2 separate regions of the Homo sapiens genome follow, and region 2 is linked to region 1. Evidence: chromatin loops called from intact Hi-C (ENCODE). Cell type or tissue: PC-3. All regions are shown on one strand. Each heading gives the region's core, and the rest is flanking DNA. Links, peaks and the distances in the headings are about the cores only.

Evidence for each region. Hi-C counts contacts between places; a loop is a spot of excess contacts. Peaks named below come from ENCODE experiments on the same cell type or tissue, not always from the same donor. Only the 100,000 strongest peaks of a DNase experiment are listed, where the experiment ranks them.
Region 2: a loop joins it to region 1, with 3 times the contacts of the local background. A loop is called at or near these places in 8 of 110 quality-filtered maps.

The regions. Positions count from the first base shown.
Region 1 is chr4:145,498,420-145,509,302 of GRCh38, reverse strand. All of the region lies in intron 1 of SMAD1 (SMAD family member 1), which reads right to left. It overlaps SMAD1-AS2 (SMAD1 antisense RNA 2), which reads left to right and starts at 6,323. Exons shown (of 2, transcript NR_108077.1): 1 at 6,323-6,427. RefSeq lists a silencer at 1,429-1,629. In PC-3, for the core only: no CTCF peak of the experiment used is centred there; no DNase peak of the experiment used is centred there.
Region 2 is chr4:145,597,561-145,608,443 of GRCh38, reverse strand. It overlaps LINC02491 (long intergenic non-protein coding RNA 2491), which reads right to left and starts at 9,412. Exons shown (of 2, transcript NR_183954.1): 1 at 9,140-9,412; 2 at 7,583-8,048. In PC-3, for the core only: no CTCF peak of the experiment used is centred there; no DNase peak of the experiment used is centred there.

The DNA of each region.
Region 1 (10,883 bases), core at 1,906-9,905:
AACATGTCTAACATACTGGAGGAGCTCACAATCCATTGGGAAAGCCAGTGTGTAAACAACTAACTCCCATAAAGCAAATTGCTAACCTGCATGCTAATTCTAAAGGACTTTGCTGAGATGTTTTATTAGGTGACCTTCCAGGGACTCAGTCAGAAGAAATAATACGATTATACCATTGCCCATGGGCACAAGAATAACCGAAGAAGAGGCCCATGTGCTGTGCATTTACCTACTATTAACTTACTCTAATATCATGTGATAAAGGCTATAAAACAAGTATCAACAACACTCTGGTCTGAATATTTGTATCCCCTCCCTAAATTCACATGTTGAAATCCTAACCCCAAAGGTGACAGAATTAGAAGGTGAGTCCTTTGGGAGGTGATTAGGTCATGAGGACGGAGCTCCCATAAATGGAATTAGTGCCCTCATAAAAGAGATCCCAGAGAGATCTCTCCTCCCTTCCACCATATGAGGTTACAGAGAGAAGAGGCCATCCAGGTACCTTGATCTTGGATTTCCCAGTTACTGTAACTTTGAGAAATAAATTTCTGTTGTTTATAAGCCACTCAGTCTATATGGTATTTTGTTATAGCGGCCTACAAACTAAGACAATAATATATAAAAACGGAAAAGGAAAGAACAATTCCAGAGATTTCAGAACATTTTTTTCCAAGAGAAAACATCAGACTTAAAGGATAAGTAGAATTTTGCAAAACAATAGAGCAAACATTTTGTGTGTTCATTACTTGACAAACACTGTTCACTGCTGTTTATCTATTAACCAGTTTAATCTTAGCAACAATACCTTAGTATTTACTGTGAAGTAAATACTATCATTTTCTTTATTTTACATGTAAGGAAAATAAAATATAGAATAGTTGAGTATCTTGTCCAAAGTTATGTAGACAGCTATAAGTGGCAGAACCTGGATCTGAACCCATTTTGCCTGGCTCTAGAGCCAGAATTTTTAAACCACTTTTCCAAATGGCTTGTTCCAACAGACACATGATAGAAATGCTAGGGTTTAATCCGCTGGAGATGATGATACAAGCTGATATGAAGGAAGGGGCAAGACTGAAGAATCTTATCATATGGACAAGTGGAAGGTTTTAAATCTGAGAATTAGCATTATTAGATCTACATTTTAGAAAGACAACTAAGGTAATATCTTCAATACAGAAAGATTTCTTCATACTGGGAGCAAAAAAAAAAAAAAAAATCTAAACCAAGGGCATCCAAACATTATAGAAGCCAGTTAGGTGGTAAATGTCTTGAGGCCACTCACGAAAATTAAAGTGAAAGATCACAGCACTTTGCATATAAACATGCCCAGACAAAACAAAATGCAGGCTGATGACTAATTTTTACCTGAGTTAAGCATTTTTTAATATACAAGTCAAACAGGTAACCTACCTCATATAAGGAACTCAAATGAGTCCATGATACTATGGCCTTGGCAAGACAACTACTTTTTTTCTGCCCCTTTTTGTACTTCCTGCCTTAGTTTATGTCAAAAGCTAAGTGGCCTTATCAGTTTAAAGTGCAAAATAAAAACATGAGTCAGCAAACAGAGATTTCCTTCCCTCTTGTCCAAATATAAACATTTCACACTAACAAAAAAGTATTCATCTAGTAAAAAAAAAAAAACCCAGCAGCCTTAAAAATATTGAGATCTTTATTCCAGCAACTTTATCTTCAGAAATTTACTCTAAGGAAATATTCTGAACCAGAAAGGGAAAATTGTTTTTGCACAAAGATTTTCATCAGAGCATTATTTATAATAGGGAAAAAAAGAGAAACATCTAATAATTGAAAAATACCTAAGTAAACTGCATACATCCACTCAATGGAATATTATACAGACCTTAAAAATTATGTTCATAAAGACTACGTAATAATTTGGGGAAAACTGTACGCAGAACATAAAATGGTTGGTTATATGTACCATGAACAACTATGTAAATATATGAAAATATTAACCATGACTGGGTTTGGAAGATTAGTAATGTGTCTCTCTCCTCCTTTTCTAAACTTTTCAAACGTTCTTTAATGAAAAAATGTAACTTCTGATTTTTTATAAAAAGGTTTTCGAAGCAAATATTTGCTAATTACAAAAAAAAAAAACCCACAAAAATCAATTCATTATCTCAAGCCACATCTATACTCTACTTAGAAATCAGGTTGGATTTATAGTGTGATCTGGTTTGAGAAGCAAAAAAAATATAATGTAGTTTAAAGCAGTGTTCTGAACTCAGAACGTTTTCCTAAGGAGTCTCACCCATGGGAAGGATTTCTATCAGAACTGCCAGAAGTGAAATTAGAAAAATACTCTTATACTACTCGACACGGCTAATTAATTTTCCAACTTATGTGTTATTCCTTAATATTAAAAGAAAAAAATGTTAAAATACTCTTAACTGCTATGTAACTTGCTTTATATTTAAAGGAAGCCTAATCAGCCAATTGCAGAACAAATGGGCATTTTCTTCACCTTGGCCTCATCTAGTAAAGCAACAAGTAAATTATCCAACTCCTGTGAATATCAACAAAATACACTCTCTTCCATTTAATATGTTACAGATCCCAAATTCCCACAGAAAGTTTTTTTTTAATTACCCTAATTTGTATATGAAGATATAATTGTTTTTTAAAGGAAGGAGTAACCACCAAATGTTACAACCCCCTTTAATAAAAAGATTAGGAGACAAATAATGTTCAACCACTCTCTGTATCAGCTTCAGACTAGAGGCTGTTTTATAATTCTTGCACCAGTATGGAATTCAGCAGACAAAATAAATGCTCCCATTAAATATTGAGGGAATAATTGTATTATTCAATAAAATAAACAAAAAATACAGGCTACAAAAAGTGACTGGGGGAAAAAAATCCAAAAACTCTCCGTACTTTAAGAAAGGCAAATAACAGAAGATAAATGGTCTATTGTCAAATGAAGCAGGCAACTCTTTTCTCCCCCTACTTCTTGTTCTTTGGTTCATTACACTTTCTTAACTAATAGTAAAAAATCATGGCACAAAGATCAAAAGAATTAAGGAACTAAAAGTACAGGGTATTGATTAACTTCACTTTGAAAATGTTTAACAGCTGGATACTTTTTTTTTCTTTTTTTTAAAGACAACTTTATAAAAATTCTGTTTGATCGGCCAGGCTTGGTGGCTCACACCTGTAATCCCAGCACTTTGGGAGACCGAGGAGGGGGGATCACCAGTCAAGAGTTCAAGATCAGCCTGGCCAACATGGTGAAACCCTGTATCTACTAAAAATACAAAAATAAGCCGGGCATAGTGGTGTACACCTTTAGACCCAGCTACTTGGGAGGCTGAGGCAAGAGAATCACTTGAACAGGGAGGTGGAGGTTGCAGTAAGCCAAGATTGTGCCATTGCACTCCAGCCTGGGTGACAGATTGAGACTCCGCCTCAAAAAAAAAAAAATTGTTTGACCTTTTTTTTCCTTTTTGGAAACAAATATTTCTAAGTAACAAAACCACCTAAGTGCGTATTTCCAGACTTACATCGCCAGATATATTCTTAAACAGATAGACTGGTCTTGTGAATACACAGAAAAAGTAAGACTTGAGCTTCCAGAGTAGACCTATGGTGGGCTTCAGAGTGATTATAAGCAAACTGCATGAATTTTGTAGTTCAGCATTTTTTTTTTTTTTTTTGACAGAGTCTTGCTCTGTCGCCCAGGCTGCAGTGCAGTGGCGCGATCTCGGCTCACTGCAGCCTCCACCTCCTGGGTTCACACCATTCTCCTGCCTCAGCCTCCGGAGCAGCTAGGACTACAGGTGCCCACCACCACGCCCAGCTAATTTTTTATATTATTTTCCAGTATTTTTAATATATGAAACTATTTCACAATACACCTCATTAGATGCCATGGAGATGCAAGATATCTCAGAGACATGTTGTAGAAAGTGATCAATATTAACTGGCAATATTAATTAGTATTACAGAAATGTATGTGTCATCTATCCTAACATCCAATTTTGGATAGGATTCAAGGCCTGGTGAGATCAACTCTTGCCTTGTTTGAGATGCTTAAATTAAAACATCAAAAAAGGTCAAAGGGGAACATGCCAGGGGACTTGTAATGTAATTCTCATTACTATAAAACAAACTACTTTTTTCTAACCTGCTCCATTTCACTTAGGTACTCAAGTCAACTGTATAGTCCAAACAAAGATGGAATTGTCCAAATAGATCATGATTTCAAAGGATAATAAAGACACCTGAAAAATTCCTGACACTTATAGAAACCACAGACTCACAGAAGATTATACACTAAAGACGTAGGGTTAAAAATGCATAAAAACACAAAGGTTGGAAAAACCATATTATTTCAGCAATTTAAGGCCAATAAATATTTTAAAACAATAAAGAGCAATCCATCATTGCTTGCATCTTTCAAGCCATCTTGTAAGCAAAGAATTGCAATGAGATTTATTGGTAAAATATGAAAAATTCACAAAATGGAAAGGGGATCATAATCATTTGCCCTAAATAAAATCAGGCTGAATTAATCAGAAGTCCAGAAGAACTGGGAACTTACAAACTTTTGATAAAGCTGAAATAACTATTACTTAAATGTGGAACAGCAGACAACCCACATGAGACAATGGCCCAGCAAGAGGGCTGAGGCAGAAACTGCCATCCGCTCACATTTCCAAACAGAGAAATAGTACCCCTAAAAAACAGTACCCCTAAAAATGAAGACAGGTGGAGACAGAACTCTAGAACAAGTAGAACACAACGATAAGTAGCAGACAGTAGGAATTGTAAATGGTTCCTAACAAAAAGCATGAAAGATTATTGTACAGCTCCTTAAGGAAAATGATAAATATCTACCCTTAAGGTTAAGGCAGACAGGCAAAAGACAAGTTAAAATTTGCTATACAAGTCCAATGCCATTACAATGAATATAAAAACAGAAATGGATCTAGTTATTTCAGTTCCAGAAAATACCCTAAAGTAGCAATGTTCTTTGATCTGGTTCAACAAATAATGTTCAAATGCTTCTTTAACCCAGTTACTCCAGTTAGGAGCTAACCAGGTTTTCAGATACAGTAAAGTCCTTACGGGTTCTTGGAAACTGTGGCTCTAAGTGAAACGATGTAAAACAAAATTAATTTTAGCATCAGCTAATTTATATAAACAAGAGTTAAGTTCCTTCAGGACATTTCTGGTCACAAAAACATTACCAAACTTCTGAGACCCAAAACACTTCTAAAATTAACACTGAAATAAATGTGAGCCATATATACATTTAAGAAAGATGAACAGAAACAAGATAATTATTTACCCAATTATTCCAATTCAGGGTCGCAGTGGCCCGAGCCGATCCCAGCAGCTTAGGGCACAAGGTGGGAACCACCCCTGGACAGGACACCATTTCATGGCAGGGCGCACTCACACACACACCTACATGCACTGCAATGGGGACAATGTAGACATACTAATTCACCTAACGTGCACACCTTTGGGATATGGGAGGAAACTAGAGTAGCCAGAGAAAACCCAAGCAGACATGGGGAGAATGTGCAAACTCCACACAGACAGTGGCCTAGGCTGGGAATGTTTTTTCTCATCAACGTTATAAGGAAATGGCATTGAATGAAATGAGGTTGTCTGAGGACCTGCTGTATTTGTATTGGAGGAGGAAACAGGTGAAGTGCCTGCATTCCTTTTTCCTGTTTTAAAACAGCAGTTAGCCCTCAACTTTCAACATTTGTCTCAATCTCAAATGAGTCAAATTTAGCTAAATAAAACTCACCACTAAGCAAAATAAGGGAGGAAAAAACCTCTAGAACAGAAAGAAAAATGAAAATGGATAAAACCTTGCTCTTTACTGATGCTAACGTACTTCATAAAGTACAGCGCTTAACTTCATTGCTAAAAAGGCTATAATGAACTCTATTTCGCTTTAGTCCTTAGGGGAAAAATGTATTTAAACCAAATTCCTACACAAGAAAGCCATACGGAGACCCACAGAGAACACAGAACTCTGCTGCTCTCAGTTCACAGCAGCAGGAGAGTCCTACCATCACAAACACCACAAGTAAAGTTCCATCTTACTGAGCCTCTTACTATTCAGCCTTGATCTGGCTACTTCCAAACATGGGACTGATGATGCAGAATAGCTAGTTTGACATTTTTCCCACTGAAAATTTATTTTTGCCGGAGACTGATTTTCTAAATCTGGAGAAATTGGGGGTTGGAGATAGGAGAGAGGTTCAGTTCGTGAAATTCTATTTATAGTGATGCAATAATGCAGGTACTATTGCCTTTAAAGCGCAGACACTGTGCGTTTAAAGCGCAGACACTGACAGCAAGTCTTCCAGTCTCTCCAGTATAACTTAAGTGACATGCCAGCAAGAGATGCAATTTGGTCCCTCAACAGTGTTAAGTGAGTAGAAATCTTAGGAATCAAAAAGAAAAGGAATACCATGTAGACTGAATTCCAGCTTACTACTTACCACTTGTAAGTTCACTGAAGCTGTGAAATTTCAGCCAAACAATTTCAAAAGTAGCATCTCCTTGATGAAAAGGAAGCAAGGAACTTATGGATGTCAGAATGACAAGAGTCTCTAAGGATATAACTGTAGTTTATTTATTTTAGGTGTGCCAAGTGTGCTATTAACGTATCTTCATTATATCAGAAAATTCTTTAAAAAGAGTTCTTTCTGGTTCTGTTCTGCATACACAAATCCTTCCATCCTGACAAATCTAGGCTGCTAATAGAGTACCTGGTTAATTTTTCTTAATCACAGAGATTCCCTATAAAATAGCAGCTGTCACATCTGTTTTGTCTGATTAGATGATTACTTGAATAGTTAAGGCAATTGAAAGTTTTCTTATTGTCCCCAACTTCAACAAACAAAGTTGGCTTTTCTATATCTTCTTGCCATTTCCTCTAAAAGTTGTACAACATTCCTTAATCCCATTGAACCCCCATTCCCAAATTCATGCTTGTAATGGCATACTGTCCTTCAGGACACGGTAGCCTTTCAAGATGTCCAGCTCCCCATAAGCTCATCCTGATAAAGGCCATTCACATTCATGTCAACTCAAACACTGTAAAGACTCCTGGCCTACAAATGCTCACTCCTCAAACACAGGAAAGATTGAAGACCACAGACATTTTAAGATTTAATTTTATTGACTATCCCAGGAGAAAGTCTATGGTAGTTGTCTCAGAAAAAACTATTCTCTTTGAGTCAGTTATCCTAAAATAGCAATTTTAGACTACAAAGAATGCTAAATGTGGTAGATTTCCGTAAGTGGCTAGTTATGAATGATTCGTCAGTAGCTAATAAACGAAATTGTTTGAGTTACCAACTTATACAAGCATTATACTGGTTGTTTTTACAAACATTATTACATTGACTCCTCACACCAATGCTTCAAGGTAGAAATCATTATCTCAATTTTAGTAATAAACTTGAGGCTCAGAGGTTAAAGTAACTTTCTCCAGACCATATTCTGGTAAGTAGTATATCTATATTTTAAACCAGTACTGACTAATACTGAAGTCCCTCAGTCAAGTTTAAAAAAAAAAAAGGTAATCCAAATATCAAATTCACAGATGAAAATGGAATCAACTACAGGAGGAAAAAACTATCCCTTTAAAAAAAAAAAAAGAAACAAAAATCCTGCTGTATTTCATGTTTTGGAACATATTTCTCTCGCTCCACTGATCTCACAGGTGCTGTTTATGACAACAAACATGCACATCTGTAGGGGTGAACTGACAGACACAAAGCAGGACGGCCTGAACTCTCTTCCTATATTTAGATCCTTCAGCTCAGCTCTTAATTGCATAATTTAATCAGGACCCTCTAGAAGGGAAACACATCCATATTCATCACAGGCATCAAAGGAAACATCTTTACAAGTTATATCCTTTTACAAACCAACATATGGTCTCACGCCACTTTCCCAATTGTTGAACTCCTCCTCTGGGAAGAGCATGGAATTTTATTTCTTTTTATCACTTGAAAAAATCACTTCCCTCCTAATTCAGTAAAACTGGGTGGAGGCCACTTCCTCCACAGGTGAGAGAAATAAAACTTGTTGATCTGTCATTGTCAGGAATTTTAAAGTTAACCATTTATTTTACATATTTTGAAAATGGAAACAAAAGGCAGACAAAACCCAGAATGAGAAATTGGGGCACATTCTCCATGCTTTCAAATAAAACCTCTACCTACTTTTTTGTCATTTTAAGATGGTTTCTAAATTAGAAAACAAGTGTCCTTAACTTGAATAGGTTTGAACTGCAGCTGTCCACTTAGTAGCTGTACTTTGAAGAAAACAACTCTGAGCCTCAATTTGCTTTTCCACAAAATTGTGATACCATCACCCAATCCACTGGGTTAGGCAGATTAAATATAAACATGAAAGGCTTACTTCAAAATTATAACATGCTGAAAAACAAAGTGATTAACAAAGCAGGTTCACAAATAAGGCTAATTTTAATATTTTGCATATCCAAAAAAATGAGGTTTACAGTCTAGTTTTTGTCTGTTTAATGAAGTTCTAACTTCATACAAAAAGAGAAAAACTAGTAACCACTACAGTTATTCAATTCACTCAACAAACAGCTATCACATGCCAGGCACTATTCTAAGCACTAGAAACGCAGCACTGAAAGAGACACAAAAAGTTTTTCAAAGTCTGTTTCTGTGCCTTGGTGGGGCCTACATTCTGGTGGTCAGGGAAAGCCTCGTCGTGAATGTGGTATCTGAACAGCCCCCTGAAAGGAATTATCTGGGGAAGGGCATTCCAAGCAGAGAGAAGGGCAATTGCAAAAGCCATTTGAGCCATTTGGCAAGAATGATCCTGAGATGTTCAAGGAATGGCAAGGAGTCCTCACTGAGGCTGGAATGGAGTGAGGGGAGAGAAATGAGAGATGAGGCCAGAGAGGTCACAGGGGAAGGTATGTGCGGGACCCACAGAGACTTCAGAGCTTTTGACCCAAATTGAGATGGAAACACTGGGAGATCTGAGCAGAGGAGAGCCATCATCCAACTTAGAGTTTAATAGAATTACTGTGGCTTGCTGGGTTGAGAACATACTGAAGGACGCAGGGATCGAAGTAGGGAGTGGTGGGTAGGGAGACCAGTTAGGAAGCTATGGCAATTGTTAAGGTACAAGATGATAAAGATTTCAACCAGCGTGGCAGAAGTCGTCAGATTCTGGATATATTCTCAAAGTACAGACATGAACAAATAATACTTTACTGCTTATATAAAGAAAATAATTAACTGTAAGGTTGGAGAATTGTTTAATTTTTAGAAGTATGAAAACCCGTATTATGGGAACTGTAAGACTGAGCGAGATTTTTTTCTTCTTTTTTTATGGAATCTTTCTACCCAGAGATTGAATATCTGAGGTAGGACCAAAGACAAGGCCACTGGAGGAGAAGTAGTCCAAGAATTATGGACTAAATGTCCATAATTCCTGTACAGGAATACAGGTTGAGTATCCCTTATCTGAAATGCTTGGGACCAGATGGTGTTTCAGATTCCAGGTATTTTTGGATGTTGGAATATTCTGAATATATAAAATGAGATATCTTGGGGATGGGACCCAAGTCTAAACATAAAATTAATGTATGTTTCATCTACACCTTATGCACATAGGCTGAAATTTTTCTTTTTTTCTTGAGACATGGTCTTGCTCTGTTGCCCACGCTGGAGTGCAGTGGCATGGCTCACTGCAGCCTAGACCTCCCAGGTTCAAGTGATCCTCCTACCTCAGCCTCCTGAATAGCTGGGACTACGGGCAAGTGCCATCTCGCCTGGCTAATTTTTGGATTTTTATTAGTGACAGGGTTTTGCCACATTGCCCAAGCTGGTCTCAAACTTCTGGGCTAAGTGATCCACCGCTTCAGCCTCCCAAAGGGTTGGGATTACTGGCATGAACCACCATGCCTGGCCAATCTTATAAAATAATTTTAATAATTTTGTGCACAAAAAAGTTTTGACTGTGACCTGTCAGATAAAGTTAGGTGCAGAATTTTCCACTTGTGGTGCCATATCAGTCCTCAAAAAGTTTTGGATCTTGGAGCATTTTGAATTTTCAGATTAGGGTCGCTCAACCTATAGTATAAAGGGAATAACAACCAGGAGTTAAATCTTGTAGGAATTAGAGTGAACGATATGGGCAATGGGGCAGAAAATGACTAACAAGGAAGAGTAATGAGTGGTATAATTTTACATGATAGTCGAAGTTGGGTGTTTTTTATAGAGGATGGTAGAAGAATGGTCTGAAGGTGGCAATAAGAGGTAAAAGGTTTATGGGAAAAACCAGCCACGGCTTGAGAGAGCCACAGGGGAAACAGCTCCCTCAGATGAACACACACAAAGATCTATGTTCAAGTATATTCGTGTTCTAAATAACCCAGGTGCCTAACAATAATGGAATGATTAAATAAATTATGATACATTCGACTATGATGTAACTGTTAATAAAATAAGAAAAAACAGATGGACTTTCATGTACAATACTACCATGAAAAGAAAACCATACCACAACTGTTCAGTAAGAAGTGGTAAAAAGTATCTATAGTATGGTCTCTTTCTAAAAACACAAATAGAAACAAAAACTGTCTATGTATATACATGTGCATTTTTAAAGGCCTAGAAAAAAATAAATGAAACTGAACAAGTAGTTACCTTTAGGAGTGAGCTGGGTACAAGGGAGTGCAGGAGAGCCAACTACTTTTAGTTTTAACCAATTGCTGTTTTCAAATTTAAAACCACAATAACAAAAATAAATAAAAACTGACAGTAGGTAAGAGAGTTATTTCTACATGGCTCTAGAAGACAGCATTATGACCAACAGGTGGCAAGATATAT
Region 2 (10,883 bases), core at 1,758-9,757, 99 kb before region 1:
CCCACGGTCATCATGTTGCTTACTGGAGAAAGAAGACATAGAAAGACCATTCTGGCGTAGTTTATATGTATTCAATGTTGAAAGGGAAGTAGGGGATTAAAATCTGACAGTGAGAAAAAACAATCTTGTTATAGACACTAATCACATGCTTTGCCAAGTATTGTTAGTTAATGAAAATATTAAATATTCTGAAGTAATATAAGGGAAAATATCTTTATGTGTAGATAACAACTTGCTTAGACATGTTACCCCTAAGAAAGATTCTCATTTTATAACTGTGTCATTTGAATTAATGACCTGACAAATCAAGTAGTCAAAAAAATTCCAAGATTATAATTTAAAAGATTAATATCTATCTACCTATTTATGTTCATGTATATCTTGAATGTTAGACCCTAAATATGATTATTTCTTTTTGACAAAGATCTGTAGAATATATGCTAAAATTGATAACATTAGGCCATTAAAAACTCAGTATTTAGAAAATAATCTAAAACTTAGATCACATTCTCTAAAAGTAATAAAATACAATAAAAATGAATAACAAATGATTAAACAAGGGGAAAAAAGCAATCATTTAGAAATTTGGGAAGGAGATTATCCCAAATAAGTTATATGACAAAAAGGAAATAAAAACAATAATTATTGCTCCTTTAGAAAAGAAGTATATAAAATTACAAAACAAATGGGATGCATGTGAAGATGAACTCAAACAAAATATATTATTTAAGGAAAAGGAAATTAGAAAAATAAAGACAAAAATTAAAGAATTATTAAATAAAAGCCATTACAGTTATAAGTATACCAAAAGTTGTGTCTTTGAAGGAAAAAATAATACAAAAATGCCCTGAAGACAGAGGGCGGTGACTCATGCCTGTAATCCCAGCACTTTGGGAAGCTGAAGTGGGAAGTTGCTTGAGCCGAGGAGTTAGAGATCAGCCTAGGCAAAATAGTGAGACCCTGTCTCTACAAAAAGAATAAAAATAAATTAGCCAGGTATGATGGCATGCACCTGTGGTCCCCCAGCTACTTGGGAGGCTGAGGTGGGAGGATTGCTTGGGCCTGGGAGGATGAGGCTGCAGTGAGCCATGATTGTGCCACTGCACTCCAGCCTGGATGACAGAGTGAGACCCTGTCTCAAAAAAAGATAAATGCCCTGGAGATTTCTAATTAAGAAACACACACACGCAGAGACACAGACCCACAAACACACACACACCACAAATACACACACACACACACACACACCACAAATACCTAATACATTAGGAATGAAAAGGGGGATAGAAACACTTGGATATGCTTTTATAATTACAAAAGAAGATTTCCACTTCCAGCTGTATGGCAGGCTGGGTTATTCAGACCAACATTCCCGGCTGAAGGAAAGAATAACTTAAAATGCTGTATAGCACATGAAAAGTGAATCCTTTTAAGCAATAAAGATATGATAAGGTAGTAAGACATTTCCAGGGCAAAACCTAAAAAGAGGAAAGACCCAAGGTAGGAGCACAGCATTGAAACTGCTTTTGCCCTAAAAGCATTTGCTAAACCAAGCGAATTTGGTTTCAGTGGCCTTGTAGAGCACGGAAAACAGAACTCAAAGCCTAGTGTGTACTTGAGATGAACAATGTGAAGATCTAAAAGGAGGCCCTTCTGCCATAAAGCCAAGATACCAAAACGATATTCCCTCAGGAAAAAAGATAAACCAGAAATGAACCTGCTCCACCTCTGCCAGGAAGGTTAACTTGGCTCTAAGCAGAGCAGGGCTGGAAAATAACCACCCCTGAAAAGTTGTGAGCATATGAATGCATCAGGCTTTTTCACACAGTATTTACAACACCAAGGTAGTCCAAAAAACTTTAAACCATAATTTTAAGTTGTTTCCAAACTGATGGTGTTTCTATGCACTAGTCAGAGGCAAAGGCATCTTGACTTTAGGCCTCTAAGACAACTCAAAAATAATTTTCCAAGGAAAAACAAAAAGCAACTCACAGACAAACGTAACCAAGAACCACAAGGAAATAAGTCACTATGCACAAGACCCAGCAAAAAACAACAAAGAGCAGAAACAAATATACAATTAATTTAGATATTGTAATATTCCAGTTACAGGAAATAAAATGACTATGCTTTGAAAATGAAAAACCAAGTATTTTCAGGGAATAGGAAACTATTTTTTTAAAAACCTAGCATATTTAAAAGAGAACTAAGCAAACTTCTAGAAATAAAAAATATAACAATTGAAATATAAAACTCAATGGATAGAATTAACAACACACAAGAAGAAGTTGAAAAGAGAATTAGTGAATTTGAAGATTGGTAAGAACTATTCAGAATACAGAGACAAAAAGAAGTAGGAAGTATAAACCAGAGTTTATGTAACACAGAGCTTAGAGCTTCTTCATTTAAGAGTTTCTTAGGTTAAGAAGATCTATTATACATCTGATAAGAGTTCCAGTTGAAGAGAAAGAAAGATATGGAACAGAGATAATAGCTGAGAATTTTCCAGGACTAATGAAAGAAACCAAAAATAAATATACATCTTGACACATACTGAATTGCAGAAAAGCAAGGACTTAACACTTAAAAAGAAGCCGTAGGAAAAGAGAAGACTGATTATTTTCAAAGGAACCTCACTTAGACCAACAATAAACACTGGAAGCCAGGAGCTGGTGAAATATCTTTAATATGTTGAAAGAAAATAACTGCCATTTAAAATCTTATATTCAATAAAATCGTTTTTTAAGAATGAGGGTAGAGACATTTTCAGACCAAAAACAAACAAACAAACAAACAAAAAAACAACAAAAAAAGAGAGTTTACCAGCAGTGCAAAACTCAAAGAAGAAATGATAAAAGATGTAATTTGAACTGAAGAAAAGTGATTTGAAAGGGAGGGTCTGATATGTAATAGGAAATAAAGGGTAAAGGCTGAGGCAGGCAGGATCACTTGAGGTCAGGAGTTCAAGACCAGCCTGGCCAGGATAGTGAAACCTTGTCTCTACTAATAATACAAAACTTAGGGCCAGGCGCAGTGGCTCACACCTGTAATCCCAGAACTTTGGGAGGCCGAGGTGGACGGATCACGAGGTCAGGAGATCGAGACCACAGTGAAACCCCGTTTCTACTAAAAATACAAAAAATTAGCCGGGCACGGTGGCAGGCGTCTGTAGTCCCAGCTACTCAGGAGGCTGAGGCAGGAGAATGGCGTGAACCTGGGAGGTGGCACTTGCAGTGAGCTGAGATTGCACCACTGCACTCCAGCCTGGGCAACAGAGCCAGATTCCATCTCAAAAACAAAAACAAAAACAAAAAAATAACAAACTTAGCCAGGCGTGGTGGCACATGCCTGTAATCCCAGCTACTTGGGAGACTGAGGCAGGAGAATCGCTTGAACCTGGGAGGCGGAGGTTGCAGTGAGCCAAGATTGCGCCATTGCACTCCAGCCTGAGTGACAAGAGCGAAACTCCATCTCAAAAAAAAAAAAAAAAAAAGAATGCTTGATTCAGAATACCAACCACAAAAAATTATGAGAAAGATGGTGTCCTAAATAAATGGAGAAAGGAAGCATTATTTCATTAATAGTCTAGGGAAAATTGGTTGATTAGGTGAGGAAATGACAGCAAAGGCATGACATGAAGCTGGGATTGTGACAGAGGCATCTCTTTTCAGGTGCCTTGGTAGAAAATAGGAAAGACAGAAGATTTGAGGGTTTTCTGCTTGCATTATCAAATCTAGTAATGTGTGATTCCTAGATCTACATCTATCTTTATTTATTTAGATGCTGGAGGAAATGCACAACATGTTAGCAGTGTCTGTCTCCCACTTTCATATTTTAGTTAAATATGCAAAGAGGACTTTTAATTGTTATGAAAAAAACTAACATTTAAAAATGCCCCATGATCTTAATGTGCAAAGTTTAGAAAAGCTAATCATTGTTTTCAGTTGCTTAAGTATGCTCCATTTTACACAAAGCTCCATAAACTGAATACTATAAATTTCCAAAATAATTACCAAAATCTAAGTTAATGTCTCTAAACACATGATCTTAACAATAGTATATGCAATATAGCTAACGTGACCACATCATTTTACAGTCTGCCTATTTTTCTTCTTTTTGCTGCGTTTTTTCTACAAATGTTCAAGCTTTCTTTCCTCTCATTCAGGAGAAAAATAACTAAAGGTAGTGGTGTAAAAGCAAGCAACAGCTCTTCCCTAGGATGAGACAAAAAGAAATACAATGTATTTTTAAAATGATATTTGGTAATGGACTTTAATTTCAAAGTAGAAGGAAAGAATTTTTTTAAAAAAAGATTATATTAAAAGCATGAGCAGTTGCCCTGAAGCGTAATTCAATATTTATCAAATTCTTTGTGTATTTTTGCTGAACTGGAAATGAGTAGATTTGGTCTCAGATGAGTAATATTCAACTGTCTATGATAAATAGTCTTCTTTACACCAAATTCAAATGTGCTTATTTTGTTTCTTTTCAGTTTCATAAGAAAGGGAGACAAGACTGAATGCTGAATGTTTCTTTTTGATCTTATGCACTATTTCAGCTGACAGAATAAAAGAAATGTCTGTTTACTTAATTTATTAATTTATTTGAAAAAAAAAAAACCCTGTTGGCTGCGTTAGCCTGTCTTCTTCCTTAGAGAACAGCAACTGCATTTATAAAAGGATAAAAAATTGTGGGTTCAATTGCTCCAACATTTTCTAGCCTATTTTGATAGCACTTGGGAATATCAGCCAATCTTTTAAAGATGGTTTTTTTATGAAGCCTTGAAATAACCATTCCTGTCTGACATTTTAAATCATTATTGTCTTTCTAGGGATAGTTGATGAAATATCTCAAAAATATCTCCTGATAATTGATTAATTCAAATTGCTGATTGGAAAAAAAAAAAAACTAACCCTAAAGCCAGTAGTCTCAAGGGGAAAGCTGCCTGGCCAGCCCAATACAGGCCCTGGGGGCACTACTTGGGGATGATGGCCCCGCACTCAATCCAGAGCCAGTCCCTGGCCTAGCAGGCTCAAAGCTTAATTTATAGTCTCCTCAGGTAAAGATTCATGGAGATACTTTCCCAAACACTAATACATGTGACCAAAATGCCAACAGCATATCCAGTTCTTATTAATAATTCTCTCCACAGGCAAATTTCTATTTGAGGCCAAATTTCAATCAGAAGAGGAGTAAGGTGATAGTAATGGCTAGTGTCAACAATCTGTAATACCTACTACACCAGCTCCATGTGAGCATTTATATTCTACATTGCTAATCACTACTTCTGATTGATATATGCCCTTTTAAAAAACAGATTATTAAATATTCAGTCTGGCTACAGTCAAGGGTTGTTGGGCACGAGTGTATTTCTTATCCCCATGGTGAACTTCATAAACTTTTTAAGTAGTTTACTCCAGAGTTTAGTTATATTTTTCTCTTTCCATATTCTGAAGAGGAACATCTCACCTCTAGAACAAAAACTACATAAGCACAGAAAACTTGTCTGTCTTACTCACCCTGTGCCCTATCTGCACCGCCCTGCCCCCAAGTCTAGAAAAATGTCTTAATATTGTAAGCACTAAAAAAAAGTAAATGAATGATAGAAAAAGCATCTTTTATTTGCAGGCATTCCTATACTACACAAATGTTATTAGAAAAATGGCATATACTAAGTACCTGTATTTAGTACTTGTGGATTATTCCTCCGACGGAGGAGCTCAAAGGAAAGAGCTCACACAGTGCTTGCCTTTGACCCAACAATTTAAATTAGACACCCTTCTTCACTTTATTATTCTCTCTTAACTTTCTTTTCCTTCAGCACTTACTACAGTTGGTAGTTTGCAGTTTATTCATGCTTATTTATTTAAGATCTGAATCATGCTCTGGGAAGGCAGGGACTATGTCTATTTTATATGCAGCTCATGTCTATAGGCTGCCTTTAATGGTATAGGCTCCATGATATTCATAAAAATTGCCTTGAGTATTTTTTTTAAGACAGAGTTTTGCTATGTCACTCAGTCTGGAGGGCAGTGGCTATTCATAGTCACAATCACAGCTCGCTGCAGCCTTGAACTCCTGGGCTCAACTGATCCTCCTGCTTCAATCTCCGGAGTAGTGGGGACATGTTATGCAATTGGTTCACACAGTACTTACATGCCTTGAGTTTTATGAGCCAGATCTATCTTGCAGTCACAGGAAGAAAAAAATAACTTGATGGCTTTAAATAATGAGCTATTTTGGAGGACAGGCAGCCATCCCAATACCCCAAAATCATACCATATGGGGAAATGCTGATCCCAGGTAGACTATGGGTCATTGGTGTTTCCCAGGCTAGCTATAGGAGGAAACAGCAAGGAAACGATTTAGTTCATGTTTATTCTGTAAACTTGAGAGTTAAGATTAACTTATTATGTTTTATAGAAAGCTAGTCACATGCTTAATAATCACTGTGCTTCTTCCTAAAAGTTGCTCATTTCAGCTAATAGTTAATGGTGCACTTTGCCTTGACTATTGGATTTTGCACATTTAAATGTCATTTACATCTGTCAGCTTTAGACTTTTTATTGTGTCATGATAGCCAATTCACAGAAATAAATCAGTTATTTAAAAGTAAAGTATAAAAGTAGTGACGAAAATTGTAATATAAATAGAACAACACTGTAAATGTAAACAGGGAACAGGAATTCAATGCAAATATCAAATATGAAGCTGTATTTGCTAAAACAAGTGAATCTTGATGAATATGTGAAAATTGGATTTTATCAGACCAGCAATCAATTTGCCTCTAGTTTCTATTGCATTGTCTGTTACAAAACTTTGTTAAAGAATGGCAAGAAGCCACAGGAGCTTTTGCATTGCTTTCATAGTTCCGTGACCTTTCTGATAAACCAATTGAATTTTTCCTGAACAAGCACAAAATAATGCTTTCTAATATGAAATTGATAAATTTTGTCATTTAAAGATGGAGAAGAGACTAAAACTAAATAAACATTATTCAAAGTTACACATCAAAAAAAGAAATATAGAAGTCACATTATCACTAAGAAATTTCTGAAACCAGCTCTAAGGTTAATGATCATTACCATGCTCAGGAAGAAACTTTAATTAGCTACTGGCAATTTCATAATCCAAGTGAACTACTGTACATCATATAATATTAATGGCATACAGCACAGAAGAACAATGTCTTATCAGGAGTACATGCTAGCAGATACTTGGCTTACATTTGGAAAGAATCAGGTGTGCAGAGTATCAATCAGCGCTTGACAGAAATATGCAGAAATATATGAAAGAAAAGTGCTCAATGACTTATTGGCTAGTTTATGGCTCCAACCCCATGCTAGGGGAGGTTTTCCATGTGGTTAACAATTATTCTGTGAACTATGATTTAGGCTAGAAAGACATGAACAGCAGTATGTGCTCAACAAGAAAATATTTACATGGATAAAGATGAATGTCCTTTATGCATTGCTTTGTCCCCAGAAAATAGTTGGTGAAGTAGTTAATACATTCAAACTGTGGCCCCAAGTGTTTATCTTTTAAGCATGCTTTGTGAAGAAATTGGCAGCAAGCATAAGTCTCCTTTTCTACACAGAAGTAAACTATTTATTGAGGTGAAAATTTTTACACAAATTTTTGAAACCAGGGTTGAGATAAAAGCATTTCTTTTCTTCATGACACCAGTAATGCCATTTTTTTAAAAGTAGTTTTTTCAAGTGGCATATCTCAATGGTATATTCTACCTTTTAGTAGCCTTATGTCAAAGTGTAAATTTAGTCATTTTAAATATCGTGTCTGTCAGAGTTTCTTAAGAAAACTAAACTATGGTATAAATATCCTAATCAACAAGTTCCATTTTAACACTTGATTGTCTCACTCATCATATAGATCAATGACATTACAGGACATATTTATACATCATAGTAAAAAGACAATATAAATAAAAACAAACAAATTCAAATGCTGTTCACAAATCTTCAGAAACACCTTCCAGAGCCAGATGGAATCAAAGTGGAGCAGGACTGCATTCATCATCAACTCTGAGGCTATAACAGAGGACATTCCAGTTATTAAGTGTGATGTTTTCCCCTCTAGTACCTGACTTACTGCTGAGAAAGAAATACTATGCTTTCTGGGTACATGTTTAAATGATATATTTAGAATGATCAGACAGAGGTCCTGAACAATTCTACCAATCCCGATGACCAATAATTATGATTAGGGCTATTTCAGCAGAAATAGAGTCAGGAAAGAAATGGACTGCATTGGGCTCTTTATCTTGGAAAAAAGTTACAGAAAACATCATCCCTTTCACTGATATGAAACAGTCATTATTAAGTGAAAAATATTATGTTTTGGATGAACCTTGAGGATAATTATGTTAAGTGAAAAGAGCCAGACATAAAGTGACAAATATTGTATGATTCAACTTATATCAGATACCTAGAATAGCCAAATTCACACAGACAGAAACTAATATAAAGGCTACTAAGGGCTAGGGGGAGATCAGAATGGAGAGTTAATGTTTAATGTGTGCATAATTTCTATATGGAGTAATGAAAAAGTTATGGAAATGGATGGTGGTGATGGCTGCATAATATGAATGTATATAGTGCCACTGAATTGTATACTTTAAAATGGTCAAAATGGCAAATTTTGTTACAGTTTGCCACATTAAAGTAATTGTTTTATTACGATTTTTAAATTGTGATTAAAATGTACTTAAAGCCAGGCGTGGTTGTGTGCACCTGTATTCCCAGCTACTCCGGAGTCTGAGGTGAGAAGGTCGCTTGAGCCCAGGAGTTAAAGTCCAGCCTGGGCAACATAGTGAGACCCTATCTCTTAAAAAAAAGTACCCCAAATTGTTAGCCTTGTGGGTACCAAACACCCAGTTACTGATCTGTTAATGCTGGAATCCAGCTCTGGAAATTCTCATTAGGACTTTTGAAGCATCATTTCTACCAACTGGAGGAAGTGAGAGTGGATTGGAAAAGACCAGGAAGAGGGCTAACCCTGAGAAATTAGGGCTAGGAGGTGAAAATTGAAACTCCTTGTAGTTTGTTGTGGGGTGTCCACTTTCCTCTTACCTGCAGAGACAGAAGCCAAAAAGAAATGTAATGTAGGGTTTTCTTCTTACCAAGGAAAATTCTGTGGTAGGCAGCAGAAGCACATTTGTTGCTGTTTGATAGTTCTGTACTTATTTTGCACTTTTACTCATTCGGTATGTTAAAAAGAAAGCATTTGGCTGTAGAATCCCTTCTTTAGGCAAAGTCATCAAAATAAGAAGCCTTTGGAACTTCAATGAAAGACAGAAATTCTTCTCAGACTGAAGACGGCACTATGGTTTAAGTGTGTCCCCCAAAGTTCATGTGCTGTAAACTAAATCCCCAATGTGACAGTGTTGGAAGGTGGGGCTTAATAAGAGGTGGTTAGGTCACAAGGGCTCCGCCTTCATGAATGGATTGTTGTTGCTAATGTGGGAGTGGGTCAGTTACCATGAGACTGGGCTTGTTATAAAAGTGAGTTCAGGCCTCTCTTGATCTTGCTTTCTCTGGAGCATCCTTTCTTGACCTTCCACCTTCCTTTTCCACCTTCCACTATGAAATGATGCAACAGGAAGGCTCTCCTTAGATGCTAGCACTTTGATATTGGACTTTTAAACCTCCAAGACTGTAAGAAGGAATTATTTTTCTTTATAAATTACATAGTGTGTGGTGATCTGTTATAACAACACAAAATGAACGAAGATGGCATTTCCTAAAGTGGGGACCATGAAATATTAATGGGTGTTCCATGAAAAAAATAGATCTGTGGTCAAATAAGTACAGTTGACCCTTGAACAACCTAAAAGTCAGGGGCACCAACTCCATACAGGCAAAAATCTTCATGCAACTTTTGACTCCCCCAAAACTTCACAAAGAATACCCATATTGTTGGAGGGTCAACAACTGAAATTGCTGTAGAGGTTTCTCTACTGCAGAACATTCCATAGTGCCTTTTGAATTTACAAAAGATTTAGAGTCCTTTTTAAAATGTTGCCAACATGGCTATAGGTCTTAAAAATCAACCCTGTTTATGCTTTTCACAGAGAATTTTGTGAATGTGTGTTTTCAGGAACACACTTTGAGAAAGGTTGGCCTCAAGGAATTTATTGTTATTTATTTGCTTCTCATGCATGCTTCTGTGATCACTGCAAATATCAGTGGCTCAGTTGCTGACAAGTGATCATAACACTTTTTGTTATACAGTATGTTTAATATTTATTTTTCTTATTAAAAAGACAATGCAACCTTGTTGAAGAAAAACTAGGAAAAAGGTCAGCAAGAAGAGTAACATAAGATACCCATGACCCCACTGTCTAGGGGTAATCACTGTTAACAGCTTCTGCGTATCAACTCAGCTCTCTTCTTTTTAATAAATATATATACACTTATCCACTACAGTGGCACCATTCACTACAAATTGGTTTTTCACCTGATTTTTAAATTATCAGTCTACTACAAAGTTCTTCCCATGTCAGTAAATATTTGTCCTCAATATGGTTTTCAATGATAAAAATATTTTATATGTGTAACTATATATGTAGAATGTTAAAATGCAGGTCTGAACTATCAGCACAAATGTTGTAGGTTTAGGAAATTCATACATGCTTTCATTCATTTTTTTTTCTTCTGTGTTACATTTTAATGCAATTTTTAAGAAAGGATTTAGCCCTTCCTTAATCCCTTCACAGCTGCATTTTGACTAACATAGCCACAGCTGATCAAGGCTGTGTGTATTGTTAACACATTTGCCTATAAGGTAATGTTGACATGAACACTTGAAAATGACTGTCCTTTTCTAAGACACTTATTAGCAGTTCACAAGTATTTATTTATGCA